Regions from separate parts of the Homo sapiens genome. Here region 1 is linked to region 2. The links are chromatin contacts, found by Hi-C or POLR2A ChIA-PET in ENCODE. All regions are on one chromosome and are shown on one strand. The core of a region is the stretch at or near the end of the contact, and the rest is flanking DNA. Distances in the headings are between cores, read along the strand shown.

Region 1 (6,378 bases), core at 2,134-4,633, 33 kb before region 2:
ACACACACACACACACACACACACAAAGCCTGCAGTGCACATGCAGCCCCCATGCTCCCATTCCAATACCCACTGTCTGGCCCCAAGAAGAAACTCAGCCCTTCAGAGAACTTAGGTGCAGGGAGGGGCATGACTCCATCCATTGCCCATTGGCAGGTGAATTTCATGGGCAGTGGTAGTTAGAAGCTTAACCCAAATGGCCCAGAGCTCTAGAGAGACCTGGTCTGGGGCCAGAGCAACTAAGCCACCTGGGGCCCAGTCCTTCCCACCAAGTCCAGTTGTCTCCCTTCCCCGTCTCTGCTAGGAGTAGGGAGGGGCTCACTTTCAGGGCAGCCCTCTGTGCTCCTGGTCAGCTGGGCAACCCCCAAGTGCCTCGTACTCCTCGTGGTGACTCAGGTGTTTCCCTGATGCCCACTGGCAGGCTGTACGGTGTGGGAACACTTCTGCCCTACCCAGGGGATGAGTGGGGACAGTCAGTGTGCCAGGGGCCTCCATCCTCCATGGGCTCCATCTGCCACATGGTACAGCCTGATGGACCTTCTTACTGTACCAGAGCCTAAGCTGGATCACCACCTCCATCACAATAGTACTAGCTTCCCTTCTCCAAGGACTTATTACACACCATGCTCTGTGTATGTTGGCAAATGTAATCCTCACAACAACCCTAAGAGGCAGGTACTATTATCATCTCCATTTAACTGACGTGGAAATTATGGCACAGAGAGGCAAAGTAATTGGCTCAAGGTCACACAGTAACTAGAGAAGCAGGATTTGAGTCAAGGCAGGTTGGCTCAAGTCTTAGCCACTCTACTGTGTGCCTCATATATGGTGCTGGGTAAGACTGGACCAGGAGCTGGCATGTCCTTGCCCAGCTGGGGCTCCTTAGTCTCAGTCTGGAGCCATCACCTCTGAATCCTCTGTCTGGCTGCCAGTCCCCAGCTGTTTCTGTCAAGAACACCTTGGTCAAAGCCCTTCTGGACATTACTGCCAGAAAATGACTCCTGTGTGCTGAAGACAGCCACAGGCTCTCGTCCCTGCCTCCCTCTCCAGGCCTATCCTCCTGCTCTGCCTGCCTATGTGCCTCATGATCCCACATCACTCCCTGAGCATGGAGGCTTGAACTGGCACCTGCCTTGAATGCCATCCCCTCCACTAGCTAAAACCTTCTCTCCTTCGCGACCTGTCTGCACCTCCTCTTCCGGGAAGCTCTCCTGGACTAGCTCCATTCTGTTCCTTCTCACCACAACCCTGACCCGGGCCCTCCAGATCTGCAATCACTACACCAAACTGCAATGTCTGCTAACTGCTCTGGCCTCACCATGTTATCAGTTTCCCAGAGAATGCCCTGTATCTTACTGAGGTAGGTCCCAGCACCTGGCACGGTGCCTGGCATTTAGTGGGTCCTCAACATACGTTTGCTGGATGAATAAATATACTAAAAACATGAGCCTTAGCCACACTATTCTGAGTTGTAGCACTTGCCACTGTATCAGTTTTCATATATTACTGCCATCGAGATGCAATACTCCAAAGAAGTGAATTCCACCGGCTTCAGTCAGGCCTGGGTTCACACCCTGGCTCATCCCTCCCATCCTATGACTTGGGGAAGACATTAAAACTGGAATACTACCACCTAACCTGAGAGGCTGCTGTGTGGAATAAATAACGATGCAGTAACTGCTTAACAGTGCCAGGTAGATAGTAAGGGTCCTACAAATAAGGACCACAGTGGCTGCTGCTATTATTATCACCCATGGCTTGTGTTAAGGGATTGTATGGTGATATTCCAGTCCTAGAAATGTGCTAGCCTGCTGAAACCCAAGGGACCTCCACAGACAGAACTTCCCAGTTCCCTGCCTCACCATCAATTGTGGGGAGAGAACCGGCAGGGAGCCCCCTACTCTGGGCACATGCTTCTTTTTTCAGGGAGAAGGGCCTAAACCTTCCTCCCCTTCTCGCCCCACATGCAGGTGACCCAGTTGCTGTCACCTCCTTCCTCCCATACTGCAACGGAATAAGGGGCAGCCTCTGGATACAAGACAGAGGTTGCCCCGTCTCCGTGGCAGGTGCTTTTGGGATCAGAAGTGAGGGATGTCATGGGAGAATGGGTCTGGCTGATTCTCTCCCAACCTTTCTTATCAATCATTAATCCAAGTGCTGACCTAGTGACCTGGTTTTCTAGGCCAGCAACTCTGCCGTGTTCTCTGCTTACTATTTGCCAATCCAGGTCACCCCACCCTCTTAAGGACACAGGAGAAGCCCGGGTGGCCTTCTAGCTGGCCAGAGTCAGCCCAGAGAGTCACCTGAGGCCAATCCCCAGGAGTGGCCTGGGGCTGGTTTTGTTCAGAGAGTGCTGGAACCAGAGAAAAGACAGCCAGGAGGCCACCCACGCATTCCACAATTCTTCCCATTGCCCCAAGAGGCAGCCCCCTAGGAACAGCCTCCAGGGCTGGAGAATGTCCTGGAGAAGAGACCAGAGACAGGAGGGTACTCTTCACCAGGGATAGGAAAGCTGCCACAGAAGGGGGCCTTGGGTGTGCCCACCCACCCACCTGCAGTAGGGAGAAAGGGGCACCCAGATCCCTGCATCACCTCTCCACTGGGAGCACTAACGTGCTGACCACCTCTGACCGCAGCCACTGAAGACTGCGAAAAATCTGTGGTTTTCACAAAGAGAAGCTCAGCAATGTCAAAGCACATACACATGCATAAAAACAAAACTGAAAAGACATGGCCACAAATGTTAAGGGTACTTTTCTCTGAGGGGTGGAGCTGTAGGTGATTTCGATTTTCTTAATTATATTTTCCTATGTTATCCAATTTCTTCACAGTGAGCGTGGGATACCTTTATAATCTGGGGTTGGTCGGGGGAAGGGGGAGACATTTTTAAAACCAAATAAAATGCTGAGAGATGCCAACGAGGTAAAGGAAAGGCCTGCTCAGGTCCCAGAAGAGACCCAGATCTCTCCTACTGAAGCCTGAATGGGCCTGAGACCCCTCACACTACATGGAGAGGGCTTCCAGGGTAGGGTGGTTCTGCCGGCCAGCAGAGAGACTCACCAGAGACCGAGCCAGAGCCCTTCTCAGCTAAGACCACAGGGGCTATGGTTGTGGACACTGTCCCTGCCCCTCTGCCCTTCTGGTCCCTGCCAGCTGGTTTCATTCACTTGTTCAACAAATATTTGTCAAGTACCTACCACCATGTGCCAGGCTACATTAGCCAGCAATGACCAGGGCTATGAAGGACAAATGCCAAGCAAGGTGTGGCACTCAGAGCACATGAGTCAGGTGCGAGTGGCCAGGAGACGCTTTCCTGAGGACCTTACGTAGCCTCTGGCCCAGGCAGGCTGAGTGGGATTCCAGGGTGATGGGAACAGTGATGTGAAAAGGCCCAAGGAATGAGGACCTGGGCTGTCTGTGGGTAGAGAGAAGGGCTGTGGCTAGAGGTCACTCAGCGTCTTGAAGGGTAAGCTGAGGATGTGGGTATTTATTCTGGGAGGAGCAGAGAGCCAAGGGGGTTATGAAGAGGATGGGGAGGAACAGAGCTGCATTTTTACAAAGACTTTTCAGGCTGCTGTGGAGAACAGACTGAAGATGAGAACAGACTGAAGGTGATAACAGACTGAAGATGATTTCAGCCAGGCTCGGAGGAGCAATAGTTACAGCAAACCTGGCAAGGGAGTCGGCAGGAGGGGAAGGCCACCTGGAGCCCTGCAAGGTCTGGGAAGCAGCTGCCTGTTGTGTTCCTGGGAAGACTCAGGCTGAGGAGTTGAGGGATGGGGCCCTGACTCAGAGCTGAGTACCTCTCTGGCTGCCCCACCTGTGTCCTCACTGAGTAAAATGTCAGAATTAGATCATCTCCAAGGCCTGTTCCTGCTCTGCCCTCCCAGGGTTCAGCCTCCCAGAGGTCCTGGTCTCAGTGATTCCCGACTATGACACACACATACAAACACAGGTATCTGGGGAGCAGACGTGGCGCTTGGCACTGCTTGGCATGAGGCCAATCGATACTAACAGCCACATTCCCAGGCTTGACAACTACACCCAAGCCCCTCACACATCTGACACAGAGCTCTTGTGACCAGGATGCCAACCATAGGTCAACAGCCCTGCTTTAGGGGCTCTGTGGTTACAATGTGGACACCACCACTTATACCTTTTTCTTTTCTTTTTTTTTTTTTAAGACAAGATCTCCCTGTCACCCAGGCTAGAGTGCAGTGGCACAATCACAGCTCACTGCAGCCTCGATTTCCTAGGATCAGGTGATTCTCCCACTTCAGCCTCCTGAGTAGCTGGGACCACAGGTGTGCACCACCACGCCTGGCAAATTTTTGTATTTTTTGTAGAGACGGGGTTTTGCCATGTTGCCCAGGCTGGTCTCGAACTCCTGGGCTCAGGTTATCCACCCGCCTCAGCCTCCCAAAGTGCTGAGATTACAGGTGTGAGCCACCATGCCCAGCTACCTATTTCTTTACAAACAATTAAGACTAGGACAGCCCTTTAAGGGCACCTGGCTAGCTCAGTTGGTAGAGCATGAGACTCTTAAGTTCCTGAAGTGCTTTCAGGTACATCACACATCACTTAATCGACCCAGTGAGATGAGTGAAGGCAGGGCTATTTCATTTATCACTACACCCCCTACTCTGAGGGAAGCTCTGACTGGCTCTTGCTCGCCTGTGAATGCTCTAGGTGAGGGGACGAAGGCTGGTGGTAAGGAGAAGGGCAGCCACTGAGTGGGTGGCCAGCAGGCCCCATGAGAGGCAATGAAACTCTGACTGGCCCAGGAGAAATGGGACGTGCAATTGCAGCGGGGAGGCAGGAATAGGGATCTGCAGGGCAGAGAGACTTCTCAACCTTCCCAGGGAGAGAGGAGACATGGAAAAATCCCACAGTTAAGCTGTGATTGGTCGGTCTGTCCAGGAGAACCCAGGGATCTCAAGTTCAAGTCTCACCTAAAAGCGTTCACGTTCTTTGACCCTATACTTCCCCTTATAGGAAAACACTGAGCTGTTCACTGCAATGTTATTTATAATAACAAAAAATCAGAAATGGCCCAATGCCCAATAATAGAGGAATGGTTAAATATATTAGGGCACACCCAGACAACTGAGTATTACCTAGTCATTAAACTCATGTTTTCATAGAATATTTAATAACATAAGTGAAAAATACAATACGAATTTACATAAAGATCATGATTCTCATGAAAATGACTAGAAAAAGAATAGAAGAAAGTTCCCCTGTATGAAGAGGGTGGTAGGTGATTTTTTTGAGACAGAGTCTTGCTCTGTCACTAGGCTGGGGTGCAGGTGTGACCTCAGTTCACTGAACCACCTCCTAGGCTCAAGTGATCCTCCTACTTCAGCCTCCAGAGTAGCTGGGACTACAGATTCATGCCACCACACCCAACTAATTTTTGTATTTTTAGTAGAGATGGGTTTTCACCATGTTGGCCAGGCTGGTCTTGAACTGAACTCCTCCCGGATCACAAGTGATCCTCCCGCCTTGGCATCTCAAAGTGTTGGAATTACAGGCATGAGCCACTGCACCCAGCCTTTGTTTTTTTTTTTTTTTTTTTTGAGACAGAGTCTCACTTTGTCGTCCAGGCTGGAGTATAGTGGCACGATCTCAGCTCAGTGCAAACTCTGCCTCCCCGGTTCAAGTGATTCTCCTGTCTCAGCCTCCAGAGTAGCTGGGATTACAGGCACCTGCCACCACACCCAGCTAATTTTTGTATTTTTAGTAGAGATGGAGTTTCACCACGTTGGCCAGGCTAGTCTTGAACCCACCTCAAGTTATCCGCCTACCTCGGCCTCCCAAAGTGCTGGGATTACAGGCATGAGCCACTACGCCCGGCCTTTTTTTTGGGGGACAGGGTCTCACTGTTGCCCAGGCTGGAGTGCAATGGCTCGATCTCAGCTCACTGCAACTTCTGCCTCCTGGATTCAAGCAATTCTCCCACCTCAGACTCCCATAGCTGGGACTACAGACATGCGTCACCACGCCCGGCTAATTTTTATATTTTTTGGTAGAGTCAGGGTTTCACCATGTGGGCCAGGCTGATCTTGAACTCATAACCTCAAGTGATCCACCCACCTTGGCCTCCCAAAGTGCTGGGATTACAGACATAAGCCACCGCGCCTGGCCAATGTCACTGTACTTTGAAACTTTCGGTAACACTTATGATCTTTATTTTACTTGACCCACGATAGCATGTGATAGTGATATGACTGCTCGATCCCTCCTCCTCTACGCCTTCTCTTCATTTGGCTTCCTCCCAGGTTTTGCTCTGATATCACTGGCTGCTCCGTATCAATCTACTTTGTTGGTCTCAGTCAGTAATTTTCTTCCTAATCTCTAAAGGTCTCTTTCATTCTC
Region 2 (6,954 bases), core at 4,066-6,565:
GCTCCTCTGTGCAGTTTAGGGGTACAATCATGTTACAGAGGAGGCAACATTGGAAATGTTTTTTTCTCCATGTCCCCTTGTTACATAATTACAGGGGTACATTGATCCATGCAGCTGCGTGTCCAGTGGCTTGTGGCATCAAGGCACTTAACACTCTCCACAGCAGAAGCTGGTCTCTATAATAGCGATACCTAATAATTATTGTTTACAAAGAGTCAGGCATGTGTTCAATGTTTTATGGGCATTCTTTCATTTAATCATCCCGATTACTCTATAAGACATTGCTATGGTTTGAATGTTGTGAACCCTCCAAAATTCATGTTGAAACTTAATCCCCAATACAACGGTATTAAGAGGTGTGGCCTTTGGAGGTGTTTAGGTCATGAAGGCTCTGCCCTCAGGAACGGATTAGTGCTCTTATAAAAGGGCTCCAGGGAACTAGCTGGGCCACTTTCACCCTTCTGCCATGTAAGGACACAGCATTCATCCCCTCTGGAGGACACAGCAACAAGGTGCCATCTTGGAAGTGGACAGCAGCCTTCACCAGACATCAAGTCTGCCAATGCCTTGATCTTGAACTTCCCAGCCTCCAGAACTGTGAGAAATCAGTTTCTTTTGTTTATAAATTACCCATCTCAGGAATTTTGTTATAGCAGCACAGACTAAGACAGGTATGAACCATTGTTATTCCCAATTTACAGATGAGAAAACTGAGACCCAGAGATGCAAAGAAAAGTTTCCCAAGGTCACTGAGATAGGGTCATAGAGCCTGAATCTGAACCCAGGTCTAACTCCAGAGCACATGCTCTTACCCACTTTGTCATCTATCTCATATAGGCATAATTCCACATGCCCTCCTAGACCTGTAGCTCTGTAATCCATTGTCTTAGCCCTCACCATGCCCAGCTCCAGGACAAACTGTGGAGAGACAAAGACAACTGTGGCAGAATGACATACAAGTAGGCTGGATTTAAGTCACAGCTCTTACACTCATCCAAGCTTGGGATCCTCCAAGTATAGGTTGAGCGATTTGGCTAGCCACAGCATCTCTCTGGTTATAAAGCTCAGAGTGGGCTGGACGTGGTGGCTCACACCTGTAATCCCAGCACTTTGGGAAGCCAAGGTGGGCAGATCACCTGAGGTCAGGAGTTCAAGACTAACCTGGCCAACATGGTGAAACCCCGTCTCTACTAAAAAATACAAAAACTTGCCGGGCATGGTGGCGGGAGCCTGTAAACCCAGCTACTCGGGAGGCTGAAGCAGGAGAATGGCTTGAACCTGGGAGGTGGAGGTTGCAGTGAACCGAGATCATGCCACTCCACTCCAGCCTAGGCAACAGAGCGAGACTCCGTCTCAAAAAATAAAAATAAATAAAAATAAAGCTCAGAGTGTCAGGCACAGTGCTAGACACTATGCAATCTAATTCTCACAACAATCCATTAGCTCCATTTTCCAGAAGAGGAAACTGAAGCCCAGAAAGGTTACAATCTGTCAAAGGCCCTTGGCTAATAAATGACAGAACCAGGATTCAAACCCAGACCCACCTTAGAAACCACACTTGTAGCTGCTGTGCACACAACCTAGCAAGTCTGACCTAGGAGTTAGTGGAAAGGGCAGGCAGTGAACTTTGCCTTTGGACTAGGGGAGCTCAAACAGAGTAATAAATATGTAATCACTGTGTGGACTAGAAGTACAGTCACTATTTCAAGCCAGAGACCAACAAGGCCAGGCCCAGAGAGGAGGTCAATGAGCACAGGTTCATGTACGTCTGCAGCATAGGAAAGAATCTCTGCAATGAGTTTTTTTCCAAACAAGGTGGTCATGTTCACAGGTTCTAGGGGTTAGGACTTGGACATATCTTTTGGAGGGGCAACCATCCAACTCACTACAGGCAGGAAAATCAGTGGGGAGAAACACTCAAAAGAACGGGAGGAACGACCTGTGCATGGCAGAGGAATGAGGTTTAAAGCTGTCAGTAAGGCTCCGGGAAACTGAGAGAATGACGGATTATTAACAGAAAGGGGATATGCAAAGAGCAGAGACAAAGATGGACTCTGCTTTTAAGGCTGCACACTCCAGCAGGCAGGTGGACACAGGGACCTGGTTTTCAGGAGAAAAGAACTTTAGTATTTGGTAGCTATAAGAGCAGATGGTCACAGCCACAGGAAGGGACAAGCGCGTGGAGGGAGAGGAGAGAGGGCAGAAGCCTGAAGAATGTTGACACTCAGGCAGCGGAAAGAGGAAGAGGAACCAGGGCAGCAAAGGCGCAGTCAGAGAGGAAGGGAAACAGAGGCCATGGGAGAACAGACATTTACCCTCCTAGGGGGCAGGGTCCAGTCTCTTTCTTCTGCATCATTCCCGAGTCTAACAAGGTACTAGGCATAGAGTAGGCACTTGGCAACCGCTGAAGTAATAATAAAAAGCAATTATGTGAGAGAGACCAACATGTGAGTGATTTCTAAGATGCAAAGAAAAGAAGGTAAAGGCATCTGTAATGCTTGAGAGCTTGGCCAAGTTACATGAGGCAGCATCTTCTGAGAGGGTGTGGGGTGAGTAGGGGAAGGCCTGGAAGAAACCCCAAGGGAAATGTGATGGGAAAACCACGAGAAGAAGAAAAGAATGAGCAGCCAGCTGCTGGAGAAGGTGAATTCTGGGGCCTTAACTGCCCCACCATGGGGCTCGTGTGAGCTCCCTGCTACACACAAGAGCTGCCTTGCCATCTAGCCGCTCTTTTTTTTTCCAATCCCAACCATCCATTCCACATATTTATCTAAAAAGCAGTTACCACAACTCATCTTGGGGAGAAGAACTGCTGTGAAACCCATGAGCGAGAGGCTGCTGCTGTGACCTGGGAAGACCTGCCCTGCATCCCTGGCAAGTTCTCTGGGGTGACTCTTCACCATGGGCGGGTAGCAGGCTTTTCCAGACAGGAAGTGTGTGGAGAGGAGCAGGGACTGTGGCCAGTGGGTGACTCATGAAGCGTTTACCAGCCATGTGGGTGCCCACCACCCTCAGATGGGGGCAGACTGGGCCAGTTGCATCAGACTTCCTGGAAGCATTTCTTCATTTCTATTTTTGAAGACACTGAACTTCCAGAGTGACATCTCTCCTGACGACTTCAAAAGGCACTCCAATCAGCAGCCATAACCAGTATCTTCTTACACATACTTTATCCACCCAACTCTACTCACTCCCCAACATGCCTGCACACAATAGAGGAAGTGGCCAGACAACACGATGCAGCCTTTCTAAGGGCAACAGGAAACGATACAATACCACGGAGCCACAATGAGGACCCGGGCAGCTAGAGCTCCCACACACCACCATCTTTCCCAACAGCCAGACCCTTCCTGGCCCACAGACAGGGTCAGGACACAGACAGCATCAATTCCCAAACTAACTGGTTGACAGGTCAGAGAATATCATCATTCAAAAGATCACAGGACTTCCTGTACAAATTAACCCAGATTCAAAGGAACAGGGAGTCAGGTACCCTTATACTGCAGTGAGAGGGTAAATTAGTACAACTTTCTAGAATTTGGCAATATGGCAACATTTATTAATATCCTTACATTTTGATTCATTCAAAATTTGCACATATACACACATACACATCCTTTAAAAACTGAATACCTACCAAGTGCCAGGAACTATGCCAAGTAGTAGGGGAGACAGAGAAGGTGACTGTTCTCAAAGAGCTTTTGTTCTAGTCACAGATTCGGACAATTAACCAATAAATCAACAAAATAATTTCTGAGTGCAGAGAGCACTGGCTATAAGAGCAAAAGATGAGAAATAACCTAAACGTCTGTTGGCAGGACTGATTAAATAAGATTAGATATTCTCATAAGAATGAATACCGCTCTGCTATTAAAAGTGCATTCTTGAAAACTATATTCAAATTGCTAGGATATAAATGTTTAAAGCAGGTTTCAAAACAGTACCATGATTATGTCCAGTGACAGAAGCCAATCACAAAAGATCACATATTGTATGATCCCATTTATATGAAATGTCCAGAACAGGTAAATCTGTACGTAGAGAAAGCAGATGAGTGGTAGTCTTGGGCTGGAGTAAGGGCGGGATGGGGCATCGAGGCGGGAATGCACGCTAATGGATTATAAGATGTCTTTTTGGGACTAAGAAAATGTTCTAAAACTAGATTGTGGTGATGGTTGTACAACTCTGTAAATACTAAAAACCATCAAATTGCACACTGTCAACAGGTGGACTTTATGACTTACATCTCAACAAAACTGCTAAAAAGTAACATTCAATATGACTTCAATATGGTTTTCAAAAAGAGGGGGTGTGAAGGGTCATGAGGGGAAGGATGAATAGCCATTCAAAACATTAACCGTGGAAATTCTCTGAGAGGAAAGTTCTAGGTAATTTTATGGTCTTCCTTATATTTATCTTTATTTTCCAAATATTCTAAAATATAGAAGTTTATTTAACTGGCAAACCAAATTATCCAGGGTTTTAAAATCTACTTTTCCAAGTGTACCTTAAGTATGTCCAAGGCACAAGACTAGAAAGGTCCAACTGCTGTGCTAACCTAGGTATCTCTAGGGTTGTCATATTCTTCACACCAAAGATACCAACCAGACAGCCAAGCAAAGGAATTTCATATTTCAAATAAATCAGACCAAGTAGCTCCTGGTTAGGGAGTGTCTGCTGACTGCTGGAAGAGCTTGCTACTCTCTGCAAACACTTTCAAAGAAAAACACCCAGAGGCCACCATAAAGCTCAGATACTATCAAAGCATGCAAAACAACATCAAAGATTTGAGCAGATTCAAATAGAAACTTCCTGGACACTTTCAGGAGTCACTTCCTGGTTGTGAAGTGTGAGGCCCTCTGGACAAATCATTCTCTCCCATGTGGCCTCCTCTGATCAGTGACTTCAAAGGCATCTTTCTGAAATGACTGGGCTGAGGGAGGGTGCCAGCCTCTGGAAGTCATTGGTTTCCCAACCAGGCTGTACTCCCAAATCAATGGGGAGCTTTAAAGGCAGGTTCCTGGACGCCATCCCTGGGAATTCTAATTCAATAGGCATGAGGAAGGCCCAGGAATCTACATTTTCCCCAAAACTCCCTGGTGAATATGCCAGTTGAGTCAAGTATGGGACTCACTGGGCTGGATACCATCTGGGATAACTCAAAATAGGGCTAGCCTCCACATCTGGCTACAATGCAGCAGGAATCCCACCCAGTGAGCACTGTGCATCAAAAGGCCACTAAGCGCAGAAAGGGAAACTCCACAGGGAAATTCCATGCATGTCTGGCTATCACTGCTGAAGCTTGGGGGAAGCTAGCAAATCCCTAGAGCAAACCTATTTTGGAAGGTTCCCTAAGACACAGTGATCTTGGATGCTCATCTGTGAAAAGGGGGATGACTAGTACAACTTCCACTGTGGGAGACCACAAGAAAAATCAGCCCTCTCCAACCACACAAAAGAGCCAGCAAGCTTTGCAACTCCCAAGGAACCAGAAGCAGAAAGGGATGCAGTATGGCATGACAGACTGTGAGTCTGAGTCACACAGATCTGGGTTCAAATCCAGGTATCCACTACCGGCTGTCTGTGGATTAAATATGGCTACAAACCTTTTGCCACTCTTTCCATCAAGAGGTGGCGTCTAGTTCCCAACCTGGAATCTGGGCTGGCCCAGTGACAGCTCTGACCAATAGAACATGATTGAGGTGATGTTCTGGGACGTGAGCCCAGGCCTCAACACGACTGGCTTCCACTGTCTTGGCCCCCAGATGCCATGCTGCAAGAAGTTCAGGATAGACTCTTGAAGGATTAGAGGCCATGCAAAGAGAAGCTGCCTTGGACATTACAGTGCAGCTAAACACAGACAAATGGGCAAGCTTGGCCGACATCATGTGGGGCAGAACCAAGCATCTGGACCCAATTCACACAATCAAGAGAAAGGATAAATGGTGGTTGTTTTAAACTACTGAGTTTCACAGGTGATTTGTTACACAGCAGTAGGTAACTGAAACACTGTTTCTCCTTGAGCAAATGGATTTTTCTGAGCCTTAGTTTCCTCATCAATCAGATAGGGAATGATGATAACCTGAATAGGGTTGTGTGAGTTTCAACAGAAGTGAACGGGCTGTGAAAGTCTGAAGCGCAGGCCAGTGCCAGTTACCATCACTATCTGCGCAAACCCAATGTTCAAACCACCACCACACCACCATATCCTTTTTCCACATTTAGAGTCTTTTTGGGCCAAGGGTACCTCTTCATACACAAAGCACAGGAACTATTTATACTCGCCCTATAATTGGGAAGGACCCTGCCAACAAATGCCCCATGTTCCCAAATCACTCACCTTCTCCCATCACATCAGTGTTCCCTCCGGCCTCTCTTCTTCCTGTTACAGTGTTATCTTTGCCCCAGCCATCCAGGTTCAAAGAATCAACCTCTTACACTCCTCCATTTCCTTTTAGCATCCAGGGAACGGACAAAACCTCACCTCCCCAGTCACCCCCACCTTTCCACTTCCAGTGCCATCAAGGCACGGTCATCAAAGCCAGGCAGGTCTGAGTGCTGCTCTGCAACTTACTACCTTTATGACCATACGCAAGTCATAAGTCTGGCCATACGCAAGACCATATGCATATTAATCAGTAATACCTTCTTTTTGTGGTCATTTCGAAGAAAGAATATGCAGCTAAAGTATTTAATACAGAGGCCGGATGCAGCGGCTCACGCCCATAATCCCAGCACTTTGGGAGGCCAAAGTGGGTGGATTACTTGAGGCCAGGAGTTCAAGACCAGCCTGGCCAACACCGTGAAACCCCATTTCTACTAAAAATAGAAAAATTAGCCAGGCATGGTGGTACACGCCTGTAGTCACAGCCACTAAGGAGGCTGAGGCACTAGAATTGCTTGAACCCGGGAGGCAGAGGTTGCAGTGAGCCGAGATCATGCCACTGCACTCCA

Evidence for each region. A loop is a pair of places that touch in the nucleus more often than their neighbours do. ChIA-PET counts read pairs that join two places held with the same protein, here RNA polymerase II (POLR2A). Pooled maps may share reads with other maps.
Region 1: a map of HepG2 shows a loop between it and region 2 (2.2-fold over the local background). The contact joins two enhancer-like sites. A Hi-C loop is called at or near these places in 14 of 168 maps with a recorded cell type or tissue (Caco-2, GM18951, HepG2 and 9 more), 9 of 37 single-sample maps with no recorded cell type and 28 of 50 pooled maps. POLR2A ChIA-PET finds 5 or more read pairs at or near these places in 15 of 52 experiments (A549, AG04450, CD4-positive, alpha-beta T cell and 12 more).

The regions. Positions count from the first base shown.
Region 1 is chr6:35,398,601-35,404,978 of GRCh38, reverse strand. The region is part of intron 2 of PPARD (peroxisome proliferator activated receptor delta); the gene reads right to left. Among named protein-coding and RNA genes, the nearest start is that of FANCE, 51 kb to the left of the region's middle. Within about 2 kb of position 3,383, at least 9 of the 41 ENCODE cell types and tissues checked have a DNase peak (open chromatin) inside an H3K27ac peak, as active enhancers do; they include HCT116, PC-3 and PC-9, where a contact is called at or near this core.
Region 2 is chr6:35,366,597-35,373,550 of GRCh38, reverse strand. The region is part of intron 2 of PPARD (peroxisome proliferator activated receptor delta); the gene reads right to left. Among named protein-coding and RNA genes, the nearest start is that of PPARD, 28 kb to the right of the region's middle. RefSeq lists enhancers at 2,233-2,492, 2,832-2,911, 2,942-3,191. Within about 2 kb of position 5,315, at least 10 of the 41 ENCODE cell types and tissues checked have a DNase peak (open chromatin) inside an H3K27ac peak, as active enhancers do; they include HCT116, PC-3 and PC-9, where a contact is called at or near this core.